Regions from separate parts of the Homo sapiens genome. Here region 2 is linked to region 1. Evidence: chromatin contacts called from ENCODE Hi-C or POLR2A ChIA-PET data. All regions are on one chromosome and are shown on one strand. Each heading gives the region's core, a stretch centred on a gene start or an enhancer-like site at or near the end of the contact. The rest is flanking DNA. Distances are from core to core; before and after follow the strand shown.

Evidence for each region. Hi-C counts contacts between places; a loop is a spot of excess contacts on that map. ChIA-PET counts read pairs that join two places held with the same protein, here RNA polymerase II (POLR2A). Pooled maps may share reads with other maps.
Region 2: a loop to region 1 is called in a map of naive thymus-derived CD4-positive, alpha-beta T cell, with 2.1 times the contacts of the local background. The contact joins the promoter of TASOR here to the enhancer-like site in region 1. A Hi-C loop is called at or near these places in 2 of 168 maps with a recorded cell type or tissue (naive thymus-derived CD4-positive, alpha-beta T cell and natural killer cell), 6 of 37 single-sample maps with no recorded cell type and 11 of 50 pooled maps. POLR2A ChIA-PET finds 5 or more read pairs at or near these places in 11 of 52 experiments (CD4-positive, alpha-beta memory T cell, CD8-positive, alpha-beta memory T cell, GM12878 and 8 more).

Annotation. Positions count from the first base shown.
Region 1 is chr3:56,724,028-56,727,079 of GRCh38, forward strand. No RefSeq gene overlaps it. Among named protein-coding and RNA genes, the nearest start is that of TASOR, 42 kb to the left of the region's middle. Within about 2 kb of position 1,369, at least 6 of the 41 ENCODE cell types and tissues checked have a DNase peak (open chromatin) inside an H3K27ac peak, as active enhancers do; they include GM12878 and natural killer cell, where a contact is called at or near this core.
Region 2 is chr3:56,681,618-56,684,657 of GRCh38, forward strand. It overlaps TASOR (transcription activation suppressor), which reads right to left and starts at 1,648. Exons shown (of 24, transcript NM_001365635.2): 1 at 1,059-1,648. The coding sequence starts at 1,389. RefSeq lists enhancers at 479-1,423, 631-750, 1,171-1,340 and a silencer at 1,481-1,780.

The DNA.
Region 1 (3,052 bases), core at 119-2,618:
TAAAATCCAGAAGGTTCATCTCTCTTTCTGGAATTCCTGAAAGAGAAAATAGAAAATTGTGGGAATGAAAATATGTAAGAAAAAAAAATACAAGAAAAAATTCCAAATTATCTGGATTGAAAAGTCTCTCCAGGTATATAGTACAACGAATGAAAAAGACCCAGGCCAAGGCCACACTTTTGAGAAATTTCACATGTACGGTTTATTTTTTTTTATTTTTTGAGACAGAGTCTCACTGTGTTACCCAGGCTGGAATGCAGTGGTGCAATCTGTGCTCACTGCAACCTCCACCTCCCAAGTTCAAGTGATTCTCGTGCCTCAGCCTCCTGAGTATCTGGGATTACAGGCGCCTGCCACCATGCCCAGCTAATTTTTCATATTTTTAATAGAGACGGGGTTTCACCATGTTGGCCAGACTGATCTTCAACTCCTGGTCTCAAGTGATCTGCCCTCTTCGGCCTCCCAAAGTGCTGGGATTACAGGCATAAGGCACCATGCCTGGGCAACATGTACAAATTTAAAAGTGATTATTAAATAACAATGAAAACTACTAGCTCTTAGTATCTTTTTAAAAAGTGATTTCACATACAGTCTCACATTTAAATGGGCTTGAAGGGTCCAGTGTCCCTGGCAACAGAGAATAAAACACTTGTAGGATGTCATTTTCAAACCTTTCACAGATGAGAGAGCACAGTTCATTAATACCTAGGTATGTTTGCATGTGGACAAGCTTTGGAATGCATGTCCAGTTTCCTAGGCTAAGTGATTAGCTCTTAAAGATACAGTGCATGACTTCTAATTCCTTGCTATTCCCTCACGTCAACTGAAAACTGCTTTGACTAGGTAGGTCTGTGCAGCTGACTGATATATGAACCAAGCCTGGAGAAAGGAGATATGATGTCATGAGCATTTTTTTTTCCAACTTGTTTCCCTCAATACCCTTCAGGTACAGTGAATACGGTCACCTTTTCTCACTGTGTGCTCATGCGGACAAGGTTTTAAATTTTGATGATTGTCAGATTTTTACTGGTAGGTTTGGGCTTGGGTAACCCTCTTCCCTTCCAATAGTGTAGTTCTAGAATTCTGTCAATAAACAAGCTAGTGTGAATTAATTGAATCAGCTGCATCAATAAGGGGGGGTATTCAGTGTCTTCTCTCCTCAATGCCAAGGGGAACCAGGTGAGTGAAACTGATTGGCCAGACAGTTTCTTTGCCAAATCTTTGAGAGTCCTCAGGCTTTGGGAGAATTAGTAAAAAACGGACATGGACAGAATGTAAATGGAAAGTTGAACAGGCTCTTCACCAAGATGGTGGGTTGCAGTTTCCTGCAGCCACACAGTCTTTGTTGAAACAGGGCTGTGGTTATGAAGAGTTGTGCATTCTTAGCTGCCGCAGACTGTGCTGGGAATGGAAACTAAAGCAGTCAGTGGCGGTGACCACAACCCAGAAGCTGAAACCATGCTCTAATTTTACAGAAAATTGCTAGTTCTGGCTCTGTTCATTGCTTATGAGTTTTCATTTAGACTGCAAGGATTACATCTAGTTGTATGTGAAATAACATCTTGAAAATTGACTGAAGAAAAACCATTTAGCCCTCACTCATTTGTACTAACCCACAAAATGTCAGTACAAACATCTTCTAATATACTGTAAGATACATCCTTTAGCATTGACAGTCAGTACAATTATAGGAGTGAAAAACAGAGGGAATAGCCAAAGCAGCAGTGAGAAAAGAGGACGGACAAAAAAGATGAGGAGGAGGAGGAAGAAAAAAATTAGGAGAAGCGACTTTGCATTTGGGAAAAAATTTGGACTTATATTTATTTATGTGAATATCTTGCCAAATTTGGGAATTAACAGTATGTTAAAGAAAATGGTGAGAGCTGGCCGGGCGTGGTGGCTCAGGCCTGTAATCCCAGCACTTTGGGAGGCCGAGGCAGGCAGATCACAAGGTCAGGAGATCGAGACCATCCTGGCTAACACGGTGAAACCCCGTCTCTACTAAAAATACAAAAAATTAGCCGGGCGTGGCAGCGTGCGCCTGTAGTCCCAGCTACCTGGGAGGCTGAGGCAGAAGGATGGCATGAACCCAGGAGGTGGAGCTTGCAGTGAGCTGAGATCGCACCACTGCACTCCAGCCTGGGTGACAGAGCGAGACTGTCTCAAAAAAAAAAAAAAAAAAAAAAGAAAAAGAAAAAAAAGAAAATGGTGAGAGCTTATTGTAAAGATAAGACTAACTACCAGCCTTATTGGGCCAATGTGCTATTGAGAATTGGCTACTAACAGCTTAAAAATGTTTAGCCTTTTCATCTAAAAAACCTCACTCATTGTGGGACAGAGTACTAATCTTTTTTTTCTTTTTTGAGATAGGTTCTCACTCTGTCACCCAGGCTGGAGTGCAATGGTGTGATCACAGCTCACTGCAACCTCTGCCTCCTAGGCTCAAGGGATCCTCCCGACTCAGCCTCCTGAGTAGCTGGGACTATAGGCACATGCCATCAAGCCTGGCTAATTTTTGTGCTTTTGTAGAGATGAGGTTTTGCCATGTTGCCTAGGCTGGTCTTGAACTCCTGGGCTCAAGTAATTCACCTGCCTTGGCCTCCCAAACTGCTAGGATTAGAGGTATAGCCACTGTGCTCAGACTAGAAAGAGTACTAATCATTTTAATTAAAGTAGACTGAAATTCCAGTAAGAATTTCAAAGTGAAATTTGCCTTCTTTTATTTAGCCTCAAGTTCCTCAACAGTTACCTATATTAGCAGTGAGATTCAACATTTCTTTTCTATAACAACTATGACTTACCACTTGACTTTATACATAGTATGGATTCCAGATAGAGTTATTAAAAGTGAACACATAAATAAGTGAATGAATAGAGAATGCTTGAGAAAACAGATTTTAGAATTATGAGTTCTTGGACAGACTCAGAGGCTTACGCCTGTAATCCCAACACTTTAGGAGGTTGTGGCAGAAGGATCACTTGAGGCCAGGAGTTCAGGACCAGCCTAGGCAGCATAGTGAAACTTCAATCTTTACAAAAAATTTAAAAATTA
Region 2 (3,040 bases), core at 398-2,897, 42 kb before region 1:
GATACGGGAAAAAAACAAATCCTATTTTTTTCCAAAGTAAATAATGAAAACCTAACCATACAGTAGGGCAAAAAGGAAGTTGTCTAAATTCAGAATATCCAAAATTTACTGGATAGTTAAAAAATAATACCCCAATAACAAAAAACGATACTAATTTTGACCTCCATTAGGAATTCTGACTCCATATTAACAATATGGCATTAAGATTTTTTAAAAGTACAAGTAATTAATGTAACTGTTTCCATATGGGTTCCAAAAACTAAGACTGGACTTTTTTTTAACCTGAAGTTCTACCATCTAGAAGACCAAGTTGGTGACTCTTGAGAATAAGGTAACTTCTCATTAGTTTTTTTCCATTGGGAAATTACTGCTCCAAGAACCTACCTTTCCATTCTTTTCAAATATAAGAAAAACAATACTAAGTTCGAATTTAAAGAGAGAAAAACCTATTTAATCTAACGCTTCAAAAACAAGGGGGAAAAATCTACATGGAAATGAAGTGTGATGGAAAACAGCAGTGTGCATGGATCACATCTACTAATAGAGATTTCTAAATAAGGGAGGACGCTGACATCAAGCACATTTCAAGTAGACACACAGAACTGAAGAATTTCCACGGGGAGAAGCACTCATGGTCCTCAGAACATTGGCAATGGCCTTGGAGAAAGCCCCAGAATCCATGGCCACGGGCTATTTCCATAGCGAGACTTCTCAGAAGCATCCTTAGGAGGACACAACGGCTTCTCTGCTTTCAGGGGCTGGGAGGGAGGGGCGCCGAGCACCATCTTTCCTCTCTGGGAGCTGCAGCCTTACGGACAAGCTTCAAACCTGAGCTACTTCCAACTTCCGCGGGGAGGGGCAGCAGGGGAGCGTGGTTCCACCGCTTTCTCTCGCACCAAACGCGGCAGCTGGGCGGCCGTGGCGGTGAGGGGAGAGGCGGCCGGCGCTGCATGCGTGTTTACGTATCTCGGATGGGTGTGGGAAGAGGAGATAGAAAGATTCTAATGAAAAGATGGAGGGGAGAGAGAGAGGGGGTTGAGAAGAAGGGGAGGCACCACCTTTCTTTTCTCTGCTCTTCCTGGGGATCTGAAAACTCCTCCTAACAGGCCTTTCGGGCTCTTCGGGGCCTCTGGGCAGGGCGGCCGCGCCCGCCTCAGAGGAGTCCTGAGGCTGCTCGTGGCTGAGGCTCTGGGCGGCCTCGGCCCCCGCGTTCTCCTCACGCCCAGCGCCGCCGCTGGGCTCAGCGATGTTGAGGCCGCCGCCGCCGCCATTTTGTTGGGAGGACTCAAGCTCCGGAAGCGCCTGCTTCATCTCGTCGTCTCCGCCGCCGCCACTTTCCCAACTCGCATCCGTCGGCTGACAGGCCTCCGTCTCCACAGCAGTCGCCATCGCGCCGGCCTAAGGAGCTCTGGGAAGCTTCTGCCCACAAGGTCGACGGGTGTGGGGGGAAGGGGCGGCGGGCCAGTCTCGCCGCCGAGCTGCTCTCAGCCCACCCACCCCCTTCCCCCCGTGGCCTCAGGCTGCGCTCCCGACCTGGCAGCCTCTTGGGGGGCCCTGTAGCGGGCACCCCAAATGCGCTGCCCGGTCCTCGGAGCCGCTCCTCCCTCGGGCAGTTCTTCTGCCTTCCCCCGCCACTCAACGTGCGCGCGTCGGGGCCGGGAGGGGGCGGGGCCACCGCGGGCCACTCCACCAATGGGAGCGCGGCACCCGCCTGCGCGAGTGCGGAAATACCGCGCCGGGGGGCGGAGTTTCGGGGCGCCCGAGCCCGCCAAAAGGGGCGACCGCAACGCCCCGCGAGGACCTCGACGCCGCAGCCGTGGCCTGCGGAATGCGTGGGCCCCTGGCGATCTTCGGGTTCCCGGGGATTCCCCCGCCGCGCTGCAGGCGAGGGAGACTAGCTTGGCCTCTTCTCCGGAGCGCAGGCGTCGCCCATTTGTGGGCAAAACCCTTCCTCTGCGCACGAGTTATCTCGGCCCAAACGGGCTTCAGAGCAGTGGATGCGGGACGATCTCGGTTTTATGAACTATTTGCATGTGTACAAAAACCTGGAGAGGAGATAAAAGAATGGGCTAGGCGGTAATAGCCTAAAAGCCTCGACAGCCTTTGCGACCTGCTATTCTCACCGGATCTTGTATCTTTATGATAGATTACTCGCACCCGGCCTTCTCTTTTATCTCAGAGAGTGTGACCCAGTGTCACAGCTCCAGCAAGCACTTTCACCTGAGATCCTCTGATGGGACTTAACAACCTAGTGTTAACAGGATTTGGTTCTGGGGAGTTTGAGGGGAGGAGGCTGTTAACTTTTCCCATTTTTTTCCTTTAGTCGCACCCCCCCCCACCACACGCCATGGAGACCGCACCTGGCCTCCATTTGTTCCCTTTCTATGGTTACTTCTGTTAAAAATCTGGCCACTGATAAACCTCTAACTCCACTGTTTCTTCCACTGGAACGTTCATCAACGTTTTCCTATAGTAAATGTATATTAAAGAAAAAATAAACTTGCGGTCACATTAAAAAATACACAGCAGGTCGTCGCTCTCCCATAAAGGGAACAACTTCATAGTTAAGAGCCCTTTACATAGTGGTTTCTACCTTATCAGTATAAACTATCACGGGTTATCGTGAGTACAGCCAATATTTACTGAGTGCTTTCTACGTGCTAGACACGGACTGGACAAGTGATTTACGTGCATTGTCTCCATTTAATCCTCACAGCAACAGACATGAGGTAGATACTAGTTTGCAGAATTTGAAAGAAGCGTTGCAAGACACTGGACAAATTATGGTAACCGAAGATTTGAAACCGGGTCTATTTAACTCTCCGAGTAAGTACTTAAGCACTGCACTGACTGCTTCTCTAAGACCTAATTTTCACAGCAGCTGTGCACTTTTATTCATTTTATGGACGAAGCAACAGAGGGCTGACATTTTGTTGAGGGTCGCCAAGCAGCAGGATCAGGTTTGAGACCCAGATCTCTAGTCTCAAACTGTCTCCCAAGGAGTTTACAGACCAAATTATCATCATAATAAAGCCCCAGG